Linked DNA regions of Homo sapiens: region 2 is linked to region 1. A link is a contact called in ENCODE Hi-C or POLR2A ChIA-PET data. All regions are on one chromosome and are shown on one strand. The core of a region is the stretch at or near the end of the contact, and the rest is flanking DNA. Distances in the headings are between cores, read along the strand shown.

Region 1 (7,304 bases), core at 3,285-5,784:
GGGTGTTACAACACCCCACAGGTGAGGCTGGAAAAGGCCTGGTTTCCTGGAAACCACACAGCTCCTCCACAGGTAGAGGAAAGGCTGTGTCCTTGCCCTGAGTGTGGTGGTGCCCCTGTAGTCCCAGCTACTTGGGAGGCTGAGGCAGGAGGACCACTTGAGCCCAGGAGGTCGAGGCTACAGTAAGCCACGATCTCTCCACTGCACTCTAGCCAGGGCGACAGAGCAAGACCCTGTTTCAAAAAGCCGTAACTACTACCTAGTCCTGGCTTCCTCCTGGTCCTGGGCTCTCTGGGACAAAGGAGGGCCCCATAGGCTGACCCCAGCACCTGCACAGCGTCACTTCCCACATCAATGTGGAACCCGATGTTGAGATCAAGACAGCAAGCCCCAGAAGGGCCGCTGGCCCAGAACAGGGCTGCCCAAGGTCACGCAACAAAGGATGGGAGGCTCCCAGAGCCTGAGCTCTTGGCTGTGTCTCAAACTTCTCCAATGCCAGCTTAGCCTCCACCTGACAGAAGGACTCAGCCAGGGTGGGATTAGTGTCATGCCTGGAATTTTCCAGGCCTGAGGCAGTTTCCCAGAGATGAGTACCTGTGGTGAGTCCTTGACCTCCTTGGGCAAGATGAGGGCGTCATCTAAGAGGCCCCCAACCAGTGAAAGGGAAACAGCCCCCAAGCAGCAGAGAGCGCCCCTCGGGTGCCCACTTGTGTCTACTCTGAAAACTTTGGGAACCAGAGACTTAGGAGAATCCCCAGGGAGTGAACGCCAACCCCACTATCTAGGGAGATTCTCCCTGGTCCAGACTCAGCAGGGGAGCCTGGGAGGCCTGTGTCTCACAAGGCAGTTGGGACAGATTTAGGGCCCAGGACAGACAGTACCCCTGCAGCTCATAGCCCAGGGCTGCCAGCAGGGCTGAGAACTGACCAAGCAAGAGGGAGCTCAGGGGTGGGGGCGCCTGGAGGGCCCACTCCAGGACAGGAGGATGTGAGGGTTTGTTTGTTTGCACTGAAGACCCCTCCCAGGACAAAGAAATGGCAGCTCAGCTGCACCCCAGGAGCTGACTGGGCCGGCCTCTCATAGCACCCCTTTGAGCTCTGCAGTGTGCAAAGAAAACATGCGGCGAGCACCGGGGCGTTCCTGAGTTTATTTGGGGCACACCCGGACGAGGGCCCTGCACCTAGAAGAAGGTGTTGGGCCTCTTGGTGGTGAAGCGTGGCTTGTGCTGACGGCGCAGGACCCGGTGGGGCAGCGGGAACTTGATCTTGGAGTCCTGTGAGGAAGGGAGGCATGTTGAGGGGGTTGGAAGCCTCTTAACACCCCATCCTGTGGGGCCACCAAGGTGTAGCCGCCCCCCACTGGGCTCCTGCGTCAGAGCAGGCACTTCCCTCCAGGGGAGTCCCCCAGGGCACTCACGTGGAACTGCTTGACAGCCGGCCGGCGGCACTTGCTGGCCGCGATCTCCTCCACCTTCATGATCTGAATGGAGTGGGCTCGGGCGCGGTGCCGGGCACCCATGTCTCGGTCTGTGGAAAGGAGCGGGGCCAGGGTGACGGTGTTGCCTGGGCTCTGGGCATTCAGCAAACCTCCTGAGTGCCTGCCCAATGACCTGACACATCCTGTTGGTCACAGCAACTGCCTGAGGGCTCGGGGCTCACGGGAAGGTGGTGGTGGGGAAGCGAGATAGCCCAAGGCCTGGGTCCCTGCAGTCACTGGCCACTAGAGTTGTGGAACCTCCAAATTCACTTTGAGGGGCACGGCCACAGCCCCCCAAAGGCGACAAGATCCGCTTGCTGTTTGCACCTCTGTTTAAACCACCGCTATAAGAAACAGTGATTCTTGGGTTTAGGTGCAATCAGGGAGGTGTGGGGGTCTCACAGACCCTGGCAGGTGAGCCAGGGAAAAGGTGCCAGCTCCCAACACTAGGCAGGGGTTCAATTCGGTTCTCAGTGGGTCCCAGAAAACAGTGGTGATGTGGATCCCAGTCTAAACAAGGTGCAGACCCAAAAAGGGAGTTTCCAGATGTGATGTGATTTACAACCGAGCCTGGCAGGGCTCTCAGAAAAGCGCCATCTGGGGCCTGGGGCATCCTTTTGTCTTCCTGTGCCCCGCCACCAGTCCTGAGACTCTCCTGCACTGGGAACCTCTGGCACTTGCCCTGCCTCAGTGTGAGGGAGTCAAGGAGGGTCTAAAAAGCTGGAGGCGGGACAGGCAGCTTACAGCACTGGGTGACAGCGCCTGCGGTGGTCAGGTCCCGGTATTCCCGGTACATGTTGTGGGTGCCGCTCCGGGAGTCATAGCGCAGCCAGATCCCGAAGTTCTTCACCCGCAGGGGGGACTTCTCAAACACCTGCCAAGGAGAGGCCACAGGGAGATGTGAGAGCAGCAAGCCGATGTGCCCTAGCCCCATCCTCACTGAACCCTCTGCCTCTAAAGCACACCCCAGGCTCCAGGCCTACTCTATGGCCAGACTCTTGTGCCTCAGTTTCCCAGCCCCACCTACCTTCAGGCATCCTCAGGGAGCGTGAGGTAAGGGAACTTCCCATGGCAACAGCCTGAAGTCCAGGCTTCTGCCACGGACACCAACCCAGCCCCAGATGCAGTTCCTGAACTCAAGTCTCCTGGAACCTGTCTGGGCCAACCTAGCTACCACCCACTGACCAGATAGCCATCACCTCTCCTCACTTAACAGACAGGGCCCAGGGAAGACAGCACCAACCAAGGTGTCCCACCATGCCACCCACCCGCTCCCTGGGTCCCTGGCTTTCTAATCAGGGAAATGGCACATAAGCTCTGCTCCAGTCCCGTGACCCAGGCAGAAACACAACCCGGGGCTCTGATGTCTGATGTGATGGGATTACAGGCGTTGAGCTACCGCACCCGTTCGATGTCTGATTAATTCTTGAGATGCACGATGTCCCAAGAGGCGCAAATCCACTCCAGACCCCACGTAGCCCCGGCCTCTCCATACCTGCCCACAGTAGACAATCTCCCCTGAAGACTTCTTCATCTTCTTTAACTGAGATACAAAGTACCAGAAGCGGGACTTGGCGACGACATGATTAGGCGCAAAGATTCGCATGCGGTAGAGGGGCGGCGTGTGGCATTTGGGGGTGGGCAGGCAGCGACCCACTACCTTGTACTCTCGTAGCTGAAAGGAAACAGGAGTGAGGGTAAGGCCAGCACCCAGAGGCAACTGTGGAGATCCACCTCACTCCCTTTCCTACATCTAGTGACCACAGATTCGGGAAGCAGGAGGCAGGGCCACCCTAGGGCCTCCATGTGGATTCTTGGTGACTGTAGGTCACACTCCCGACCACAACTTTATACACAAAATGAACTGAGGAGAGGGAGGTCTCCAGGGAGGATTAATTGAGTTGCCTGCCTCTCCTTTGCCTGGGCTAAGGGTTTCAGACCAGGAAAGCTGTGGCTTAGACCCACAGCCTCCTTTCTTCATGCTGCAGTCCTGAATTGCTTTGCAGTCGCCGTCAAACAGCCACTCTGCACCTCAAAACATCCAGCCAACATCTTCTTTCACCCTGAGGCCCAGTGACCAGCATGGGATCTCACAGCCCATTCCAGGCAGAACTAGGACAAGACCTCAGGTCTCTCCCCAGCCCTGGGATCCCTGCACTGTTGCCACGCGAGCTGCGGCTGCCTCCGTTTTCCCAACTGCAATCCAAACGTTTGGCCCAGGGAAGACTCCCGGTTTACAGATGCAGAGGTGAGAATCTTTGGTCAAGTCCAGGCTCTGTGATATGGCACAAAGAAACCACCTCTGAAACTGACTCGCCAGCTTTTCACTAGTTATCAATGAAAAATAGTCACAAATTATCGCAGTTCCTACTTTTACTGTGAACCTGACCCACCGGCCTCGGCACACGTTCAGGAAGGGAACAATGGGGCCCGCCCCTTTGACAGCAAGGAAACCGAAGCTGGAGATCTGGACATAATACACCCACTCCATGGGAGTCCAGGTTCTCCTATCTCTGCGCCATAGAGCCGTTTGATTCTATCCAGTATGTACCACAGCGTTAAGCCTCACGCTCCCCGTTTCGGCTCACTGTTAGCAATTTTCATCTGCTTCTCACAGCCATTCCGGCAGAAAGAAAACACACTATTGCTCTACCGCCACGTCCACGTTGCAGAAAGGAAAACAGAAACTTGGCGGCTCGACGAGGTGCCGGGGCTAGGGCCTCTATGCTGCGCGACTTATTCCTTCCCCCGGGAAGAAGACCCGGAGTCCTTGGGCCCCCGCGATCCCTGAGCTGGCCCAGGTCACGCATCGCTCTCTCCACGCGGCTCCCACGATGGCCGCCATGTTGGGTGCAACAAGAGAAGGCGGCGCGCGGCCAAGGGGGGCCCAAACAGAAGCGCGCGGCACCAACCCGGCCCACGCCACTTATGCAGGCCCCTGATGGGGCCCGTGCCCCATCCCTTGGCCCCCTGCCGCGCCGCGCCCGCCTTACCGTGCCCGAGGCCTTCATGGCGTGCTCTCCGCGTTCGCCGCCACCCGCAAAAGGAAGTGTCCTCTGTCGCGCAGCCGTTCACCAGGCCTTCACTACCGGAAGACCCGCCCTCTCAATGCCGCACGTCCATTGGCTTCTCTGCCCCGCACTCAAAGCGACCCGCGTCTTCATTGGCTATGGATCCACCTGCTACTCAAAGTTCCGCCTCTCTTCAGCGAGACTTCGTTTCCCAGAAGGCAACGAGGCAAGCTCCACCTGTTCCACCACGACCGCAACGGAGCGTCTGCGCGCGCGGCACGTCGGGAGTTGTAGGCACTCCGCCAGTCCCGGCTGCAACTAGGGGCGGCGGCGCGCGCCGCCTGCAGGATGCCTAAGCATTGAACCTAAGCTACCTCGGGTGGCTGCGGTGTTTACCGTGAGATCCCGATGCTTCACACTCGGGGCCTCATCCTCCGGGGAGGTGTGTTACGGAGGTCTCCACCAGATACCTGAGGGTATCTGTAAAATGGGAATACAAATAATATATTTTTCTCCTAGCGATGTTGCAGCACGAATATTGAATAAGCTCTGGAATGCTGTTTTTGTTAATTTGGGGTCCGATTTGTGTTTCGTAGTAGCTGGGATTCAAACTCTGTCTGTCTGCCTCCAGTTCATAAGAACCTGAGGGAGCAGGGGTTGGGGGAGAGCGCGCGGAGAGCCGGAGAATGGATCAAGATCCAGCCGCCCACTTTGAGGGGCTTGGACTTAGCAGTTTGCTTGGGCAGAAAGAAGCCCTCCTGGGGATGAGGACGGGGACCAGATATGAAAAAAGAAACACCCGCAAACAACTCCCTGATGACAAGGCTATGAAGTAAAATTAAGAGGAAAGAGGCAGGAGGCTGAGGCATGAGAATCGTTTGAACCCAGGAGCCAGAGGTTGCAGTGACCCGAGATTGCGCCACTGTACTCCAGCCTGGGCGACAGAGTGAGACTCTGTCTCAAAAAAAAAAAAAAAAAAAAAAGACCAGGCGCGGTGGCTCACGCCTGTCATCCCAGCACTTTGGGAGGCCGAGGCGGGTGGATCACTTGAGGTCAGGAGTTCGAGACCAGCCTGGCCAACATGGCGAAACCCCGTCTCTACTAAAAATACAAAAATTAGCCGGGCGTGGTGGCGGGCGCCTGTAATCCCAGCTACTCGGGAGGCTAAGGCAGAAGAATCGCTTGAACCTGGGAGATGGAGGTTGTAGTAAGCCGAGATCTGGCCATTGCACTCCAGCCTGGGAGACAGGGCGAGACTCCGACTCAGAAAAAAAAGAAAGAAAGAAAGAAAGAAAATAAAGGACAGCAAGCATGCAATTTTTTATTTTCATTTTCTTATTTTGCATTTCTGGTTCTCTTAATCTGGTTTTGTGGATTCAAGTCACTACTGGGTGTGATTTTCTTTTCTTTTCTTTTTCTTTTATTTTTTGAGACTGAGTCTTACTCTTTTCCCCAGGCCAGAGTGCAGTGGCGCTATCTCGGCTCACTGCAACCTCTGCCTCCTGGGTTCAAGCAATTCTCCCGCCTCAGCCTCCAGAGTAGCTGGGATTACAGGCGCCCGCCACGATGCCCAGGTAATTTTTGTATTTTTAGTAGACACAGGGTTTTACCATGTTGGTTAGGCTGGTCTCGAACTCCTGACCTCAGGTAATCCGCCTGCCTCCACCTCCCAAAGTGTTGGGATTACAGGCGTAAGCCACCGCGCCCGGCCCAATGATTTTCTTATTCCAGTACAACTTGGCTCCCTTCACCTCCTTTGTGCCGTTAATGTCAAATATGTTACCTTTCTCTATATTGTAGACCCAACAATACAATTAATATATAGTTTGTTGTTGTTGTTGTTGTTGTTTTGAGATGGAGTTTAGCTCTGTCGCCCAGGCTGGAGTGCAGCAGCGTGATCTCAGCTCACTGCAACCTCTGCCTCCCAGGTTCAAGCGATTCTCCTGCCTCAGCCTCCCGAGTAACTGGGACTACAGGCGTGCACCACCACGCCTGGCTAATTTTTTGTATTTTTAGTAGAGATAGGGTTTTACTGGGTTGGCCAGGCTGGTCTCAGATTCCTGACCTCAGGTGACCCACCCGCCTCGGCCTCCCAAAGTGCTGGGATTACAGGCATGAGCCACCGCACCCAGCCTGTTTTTTTGTTTGTTTTTTGTTTTTTTGAGACAGAGTCTCGCTCTGTCACCCAGGCTAGATTGCAGTGGCATGATCTCGGCTCACTGCAACCTCCACCTCCCAGGTTCGAGCAATTCTCCTGCTTCAGCCTCCTGAGTAGCTGAGATTACAGGCGTGCACCACCACACCCGGCTAATGTTTTGTATTTTTAGTAGAGAGGGGGTTTCACCATGTTGGCCAGACTGGTCTCGAACTCCCAACCTCAGGTGATATGCCCACCTCAGCCTCCCAAAGTGCTGGGATTGCAGGCATGAGCCACCGGGCCCGGCCAATATATAGTTTTGTACAATTGCTTTTTAAATATGTTAAGAGGCAAAGAGAGAAGAAATTTGCATTTATGCTACATTTTATTTTTATTTATTTATTTTGAGACAGGGTCTCACTCCATTACCCAGGCTGGAGGGCAGTGGTGCAATCTTGGCTCATTGCAACCTCTGCCTCCCAGGTTCAAATGATTCTCCTGCCTCAGCCTCCCAAGTAGCTGAAATTGCAGATGTGCGGCACCATGCCTGGCTAATTTTTTTTTTAATTTTTAGTAGAGACAAGAGTTTCGCCATGTTGGCTATGGCTGGTCTTGAACTCCTGACCTCAAGTGGTCTGCCCGTCATGGCCTCCGAACATGCTGGGATAACAGGCATGAGC
Region 2 (6,939 bases), core at 2,189-4,688, 1.3 Mb before region 1:
GAATAAGTCCTTCTTAGACAAGGTGGTAACAGGAGGGCCTCCCCAAGGTGACACCACCGAGATCTTAGGAAGTCAAAGAAATCCGCTACAGGGACTGGGCGCGGTGGCTCACGCCTGTAATCCCAGCACTTTGGGAGGCCGAGGCGGGCAATCACCTGAGGTCAGGAGTTCGAGACCAGCCTGGGCAACATGGCAAAACTCCATCTCTACTAAAAACACAAAAATTAGCTGGATGTGGTGGTGCATGCCAGCTACTTGGGAGGCTGAGGCAGGAGAATCACCTTAACCCAGGAGAGGGAGTTGCAGTGAGTCAAGATAGTGCCACTGCACTCCACCCTGGACAACAGAGCAAGATTCTGTCTCAAGAAGAGAGGGGATCCAGGAGGCGTCTCGAGAGTGGGGAGAGGGGAAAGGAGGGGAGGGGAGGCGAGGGGAGGGGAGGGAGCCTGGGCAACAAAAGCAAACCTCCATTTAAAAAAAAAAAAAAAAACGGACTGTAGTCCCAGCTACTCGGGAGGCTGAAGCAGGAGAATGGCGTGAACACGGGAGGTGGAGCTTGCAGTGAGCCAAGATTGCGCCACTGCACTCCATGCACTCCAGCCTGGGCGACAGAGCGAGACTCCATCTCAAAAAAAGAAAGAAAGAAAGAAAAAAAAAACGGAGGCGGGAAGGGAGGGAGGGGAGGGGAGTCAGCTATAGGAAGAAGTGTAGGAAGAGCATTCCAGACAGGAGTGGCAGCAACAAAGGTCGTGGGAGGGAACTAAATTAGGCATATTCTTGGACTCCAATCAAAAATAAATCCTCAGTTCCTCAGTAAGTAAAACAGGATGACCATCTGACCCAGTAATTTCACTCCTAGCTATCTACCCTCAAAGAGTTAAAAACAGGTGTGAAGGGCCGGGCACTGTGGCTCACACCTGTAATCCCAGCACTTTCGGAAGTGGAGGCCTGCAGATCACTTGAGCCCAGGAGGTGGAGACCAGCCTCCCAAAAAAAAAAAAAAAATTAGCCAGGTGTGGTTGCATGCCTATAGTCCCAGCTCCTAGGGAGGCTGAGTGATGGCTTCAGCCCAGGAAGTTGAGGCTGCAGTGAACTATGATTGCATCACTGCACTCCAGCCTTAGTAACAGAGCGAGACCCTGTATCAAAAAACAAAAACAGGCCGGGCACAGTGGCTCATGCCTGTAATCCCAGCACTTTGGGAGGCCGAGGTGGGCGGATCACCTGAGGTCAGGAGTTCAAGACCAGCCTGGCCAACATGGTGAAACCCCGTCTCTACTAAAAATACCCAAAAAATTAGCTGGGCGTAGTGGCGGAAGCCTGTAATCCCAGCTACTCAGGAGGCTGAGACAGGAGAATCAGTTGAACCCAGGAGGCAGAGGTTGCAGTGAGCTGAGATCACGCCATTGCACTCCAGCATGGGCAACAAGAGCAAAACTCCATCTCAAAAAACAACAAAACAAAACAAAACAAAAACGAAAGCAAGACACAGGTTCCATGTGAGGCCTGACATTCCATCATCATGGAATCCCAGAGGGCTAATCCCAGAGGAGGTATCCTACCCTGTGGAGAGGAAACACTGGCATCCGGTTCAGGATTCACAGGCTCAGGGGTGCAGGGAAAGAGACTGAGGACCACAGTGTCTGAGCCATCTGCAGCCTCCTCTCCGGGGTCTTCAGGGTCCCCAAGTTCTGAGGCAGGGGTCTGCTGGGTCTGGATGAGGTCTTCTGCAGGCTGGGTAAGCTCCATGGGGAAAGCTGGCGGAGGTGTCAGAAGGGGAGAGATGACAATAATTATCAACAGTTATAATAAAGTAGGCACCGACTGCATACCTAGCCTTGCACTGTGAGGGTGGGTAAACTGAGGTCCAGGTTAATTACCAGAGCCAGGGAAATGAAAACCAGAGTCCAACTGCTTTCGAGGTCTACCATTCCCCACCACCAAAGCACCTACAATGTGCAATGTTTAAGAGCCTGGGCTCTGGCAGGGCACAGTGGCTCACGGCTGTAATCCCAGCACTTTGGGAGGCCGAGGAGGGTGGATCATGAGGTCAGGAGTTCGAGACCAGGCTGGCCACCATGGTGAAACCCCATCTGTACTAAAAATACAAAAATTAGCCAAGCGCGGTGGCGGGCGCCTGTGATCCCAGCTACTCGGGAGGCTGAGGCAGAATTGCTTGAACTCGGGAGGTGGAGGTTGCGGTGAGCAGAGATCGCACCACTGCACTGTAGCTGGGGCGACAGAGCAAGACTCTGTCTCAAAAAAAAAAAAAAAAAAAAAAAAGAAAGGAAAAAAAAGCCGGGGCTCTGGGGTCAGCTGTCTGGGTTCGAATCCCTCAATTTATAGGCCGTGAGAACTTGGGCACGTGACTTAACCTTTGAGCCTCAGTTTCCTCCACGACAAAATGTGGAAATGAGACCTACAACGAATTATGTCTGTACATAGCTTATCGGGGGATCTGCTAAGCGTGGAGCTCAATAAATATTCGCTATGGTTGTTGGGAGGGGCTCCCCATAATGAGTGACGGCTCAACAAAGGTGCGATTGGTCCCAGTCCCACCCGAGCCTCCTAAATCGATCCAGGAGGTCCACTCACCTCCCCACGAGCCTCCTCTGTCCCCCCGCGCCGAAAGCCCAGTTCTCTCAAAACTTGGGGGCCCAAGTCACAAACTTTTCTCTTCCAATGGATATAGCAGGAGGCAAACTGGAGACCGGACCCTCAGCGATCTGGCTTCCTCTGCCGGGACAGAAAGCAACTTGATACTCGACCGCTACCCCCACCCCAGAGCTCCCCCACTGCGCTTGCGCACCCCCGCCCCCCAAAAGTGAGGAAGGGCCCGGGCAGTAAGTGCTGCCTCTGGCCCTTTAAGACTTAGGGGAGGGCGTGGGTTCCGCTGGGGTCCTGGGAGGGCAGTTGCGCCTGCGCCTTCTTTTCCCCTCCTCACCGACTCGGAGGGAATGGGCGGGGCCTAAAGGGCTCTGAGAATTTCACTACGCCTGCGCCCGCTCACCTTTACCCTGCCCACAGATTTTTCCAGAGGGAGCCAATTGGCTCCGGCTTCGGGTAGATGGGCGGGGCTATCTCAAGAAGAAGAAGTAGGGGAAGTACGCGGGGCGTCTGGAACTTAAAGGGGCAGCGTACCTTGGCCGTCCCGTTCCACAACAAGGTCCCTTCTGCGGTCTCAAAGGCTTATAAGCAAGGGCGGGGGCAGAGGGCTAAAGAAGGGAGTTTTTGCGGCCCGAGTGGGTAATGCGTGGAGGACTCCCCCAACTCGTCTCTCAAGGAAAAGGGGGTTCAGAAAGGGAGAGAGTTCTTCCCCCTCTCCTGCCTGGGTGTCGCTCCACCAGCCTCCTGGCCGTCGCGCCCCCTCCTCACTGCGCCACCCCCGGGTGTGCCTCCTTCCCTGCGTCTCACACAGCCCCTTTCTTGTCCGCAAAGACTGAGGAGCGGGGAGGGCGGGCCCTCTGACACCGGAACAGGAGCCGTGCGGCGTCCGGTTTCAGCAGGGAAGGCTTAGGCGGGCGTCCCAACCTCCGGGCTTCCGGTGCCGTTTCCCGGTTCGCTCGGCCGCGGTCGCTATGGAGGAGCCGGAGATGCAGCTCAAGGGGAAGAAAGGTGGTGCGGGCCTGCGGGCGGGACAGAGGGGGCCGGTAACTTGTGGAGGGGCGGCCTGACAAAGGCCGGGCGCGGAGGGACCGTGCGAGGAGCAGTGATTGAACTGCCGTCCAATCCCAGCTCTGCCGCTGACTAGTTTTGAAACCTGTAGAAAGGCTCCGTGTCTGCTTTAATTACCGGTCCCCCCAGGATTGTTTCAAGAATTCAGTAGCTGAGGCTGGGAGTGGTGGCTTTGTAATCCCAGCACTTTGGGAGGCCTAGGCGGGAGGATCGCTTGAGCCCGAGACCAGCCTAGGTGACATAGTGAGATCTCGTCTCTAAAAAAATACAAAAATTAGCCGGGCGTGGTGGCGCACGCCTGTGGTCCCAGCTACTTGGGCGGCTAAGGTGGGAGGATTGCTTGAGCCCGGGAGGTCAAGGCTGCACTGCAGTGGGCTACGGTCGTGCCACTGCACCCCCAGCCTGGGTGACAAGTGAGACCCTGTCTAAAAAAAAAAAACTCAACAACCTGATATTTGTAATGCATTGGAAGAATCCCCGGGGCGTAGTAATCGCTGTGCGTCTTGTTTCCTTTTTTTTTTTTTTTTTTGAGACAAGGTATCACACTGTCGCCCAGGCTGGGGTGCGGTGGCGCGATCATGGCTCACTGTAGCCTCGATCTCTCTGGCGCGGGCGATCCTCTTGCCTCAGCTTCTCCAGTAGCTGGGACTACAAGTGCACACCACCACATCAGGCTAATTCTTTAATTTTTTTTTTTTTTGACGGAGTCTCGCTCTGTCACCCAGGCTGGAGTGCCGTGGGGGGATCTCAGCTCACTGCAACCTCAGCCCCCTGAGTAGCTAGGATTACAGGCACACACCCCCATGCCCAGCTAATTTTTTTGTATTTTTAGTAGAGACGGGGTTTCACCTTGTTGCTCAGGCTAGTCTCGAACTCCTGACCTCGAGTGATCCACCCACCTTGGCCTCCCAAAGTGCTGGGATTACAGGTGTGAACCACTGCACCCAGCTAATCCCCTATACTTTAAATCACCCTAGATTACTCACATCTAGAATACATAATACAGGCCTACACATCACTTCATTCACATGGATTCAAAGAAGTGCTTCGTGTAGGGCAGATTGAAGTTTTGCTTTTTGAAACTTTGTGGAATTTTTTTTTTCCTATTTTCCATCCACGGTTGGTTGAATCCACAGATTCGGGAACCATGGATAACGGAGGGCATGAGTATGAGGCATGAGCCACCGTGCCTTGTCTGTTATGCTCACCTTTCTTCTTCTTTTTTTTTATTTGAGACGGAGTTTTGCTCTTGTTGCCAAGGCTGGAGTGCAATGGCGTGATCATGGCTCACGGCAACCTCCGCCTCCCGGGTTCAAGTGTTTCTCCTGCCTCAGCCTCCCGAATAGCTGGGATTACAGGCATGCACCACCATGCCTGGCTAATTTTGTATTTTCAGTAGAAACGGGGTTTCTCCACGTTGGTCAGGCTGGTGTCGAACTCCCAACCTCAGGTGATCCTCCCGCTTCGGCCTCCCAAAGTTCTGGAATTACAGGCGTGGGCCACCGCCCCTGGCCGTTATGCTCACATTCAAAGCGAGGAGGCCTATCTGGTAAGAGGTCACACAGTTTGGAGGTGGCAGGCTGGGCTCTGCCACTCAAGGCACAGTGGTGAGATGGAGAGACTTGTGTTAGCCTCCTTTGACTCCCAGACACGCCTGGGTTCTCTCTCCTGAGCAGTCACCCTGGTGATGGCATTGGATTCATCTCTGTAGCAAACTTTGAGGCTGGTGCTGTTATTCTTTTTTTGTGGATGAGGAAGCTGAGGCTCAGAGAAGCTCTGCTCTCCCAAGTCCAAGCTTTTAACTTTTCCTGTGAACATGTAACCTAATCAGTTGAAATTGGTATTAAGAGAAAGGAACAAAATGCCTGCCAAGGTCCTCCGTGAGGTGGAGGGGTCATCTTTTAAGCTTGGTAGTCAGGGAGGGTCTTGCCCAGGAGGTGACATTTGAGCAGACCTGAGGGATGAAGGAGAGCCAGTGACGGAATGGTGTCTCCAGGTGGGAATACCAAGTGCAAAGGCCTTGAGGTGACCAAGTGTTTAGAGCTCTGCTGTAATGAATAAAGGAGCAACTGGTCACATACGGGCATTTAATTTTTTTTTTTTTGGGACAGAGTCTCACTCTTTTGCCCAGACTGGAGTGCAGTGGTATGATCATGGCTCACTGCAGCCTCCACTTGTCAGACCCAAGCAGTCCTCCCACCTCAGCCTCCTGAGTAGCTGGGACTACAGGTATAGATCACCATGACCAGCTTATTTTTGCAATTTTTTATAGAGGTGGGGTTTCGCCATGTCTCCCAGGCTGGTCTTGAACTCCTAGGCTGAATCCATCCTCCTGCCAAAGTGCTGGGATTACAGGCGTGAGCCACCGCACCCGGCGTTGGTCTCAAATTCTTATCCTCAAGTGATCCTCCTACCTTGTCCTCTCGGGCAGTGAGAAAGTTCTGGGCAGTGCTGGGAGGTCCAAGGAAGAGCCAGGGGTGGAGGGCAAGGAAGGCAGGGAGGTCAAGAGCAGCCAGAACATGCAGGGCAAGAAAGGCGGATTTTATTCTCTGGCAGGTGGGAGCTATGGAAGAGTTTAAAGCAAGGGTGGGAATAGATGATTTGTTCATTTGGAGTTTGCCTCACGTGCTGCATGGAGGTTGAACTGTTGGCAGCAGGGGAAGCAGAGAGGCCAGGGAGAAGGTGGATCTGGCATCCAGGCAGGAGATGGCCGTGCCTCGCTGTGCCTGGACCGGTGCGGGCAGTGTGGTATAATAGAACAGGTGAGACTGGAACCATCAGGATCTGCCCAAGAATGGGACAGGAAAGGCGGGCCCTGCTGGCTGGCTGGGAATGCCGTTGTTGAAACAGACCCTGTAATGAGGATTTGCGTGCAATTAATTTATCAGGGCCGGGCGGTGGCTCACTCCTGTAATCCCAGCACTCTGGGAGGCCGAAGTGGGCAGATCACTTGAGGTCAGGAGTTCGAGACCAGCCTGGCCAACATGGTAAAACCCCATCTCAAATAAAAATACAAAAATTAGCCAGGCGTGGTGGCGGGTGCCTGTAATCCCAGCTACTCGGGAGGCTGAGGCAGGAGAATCACCTGAACCCGGGAGGTGGAGGTTGCAGTGAGCCGAGATTACACTACTGCACTCCAGCCTGGACAACAGAGCAAGACTCTGTCTCAAAAACAAGAAAAAAAAAATTTCATCAGGAGACACCTGCAGGGGAGAAGGGGAAACAGGGCAGGGCTGGCTGGTGAGGAGGCTGAGCGAGGGGCAC

What was found. A loop is a pair of places that touch in the nucleus more often than their neighbours do. ChIA-PET counts read pairs that join two places held with the same protein, here RNA polymerase II (POLR2A). Pooled maps may share reads with other maps.
Region 2: a pooled map shows a loop between it and region 1 (11-fold over the local background). The contact joins the promoter of RFXANK here to the promoter of RPL18A in region 1. A Hi-C loop is called at or near these places in 5 of 50 pooled maps. POLR2A ChIA-PET finds 5 or more read pairs at or near these places in 2 of 52 experiments (HEK293T and activated CD8-positive, alpha-beta memory T cell).

The regions. Positions count from the first base shown.
Region 1 is chr19:17,857,140-17,864,443 of GRCh38, reverse strand. It overlaps RPL18A (ribosomal protein L18a), which reads right to left and starts at 4,534. Exons shown (of 5, transcript NM_000980.4): 1 at 4,470-4,534; 2 at 2,972-3,151; 3 at 2,221-2,350; 4 at 1,417-1,526; 5 at 1,125-1,273. The coding sequence starts at 4,487. The coding sequence ends at 1,181. SNORA68 (small nucleolar RNA, H/ACA box 68) reads right to left here and starts at 1,856; the gene lies at 1,724-1,856. RefSeq lists enhancers at 1,308-2,042, 2,043-2,779, 4,539-4,918, 4,251-4,986.
Region 2 is chr19:19,188,757-19,195,695 of GRCh38, reverse strand. It overlaps RFXANK (regulatory factor X associated ankyrin containing protein), which reads right to left and starts at 3,438. Exons shown (of 10, transcript NM_003721.4): 1 at 3,142-3,438; 2 at 2,596-2,736; 3 at 1,563-1,757. The coding sequence starts at 1,749. BORCS8-MEF2B (BORCS8-MEF2B readthrough) reads left to right here and starts at 3,544. Exons shown (of 12, transcript NR_027308.2): 1 at 3,544-3,615. It overlaps BORCS8 (BLOC-1 related complex subunit 8), which reads left to right and starts at 3,544. Exons shown (of 6, transcript NM_001145784.2): 1 at 3,544-3,615. The coding sequence starts at 3,579. RefSeq lists a silencer at 449-600 and an enhancer at 2,572-2,661.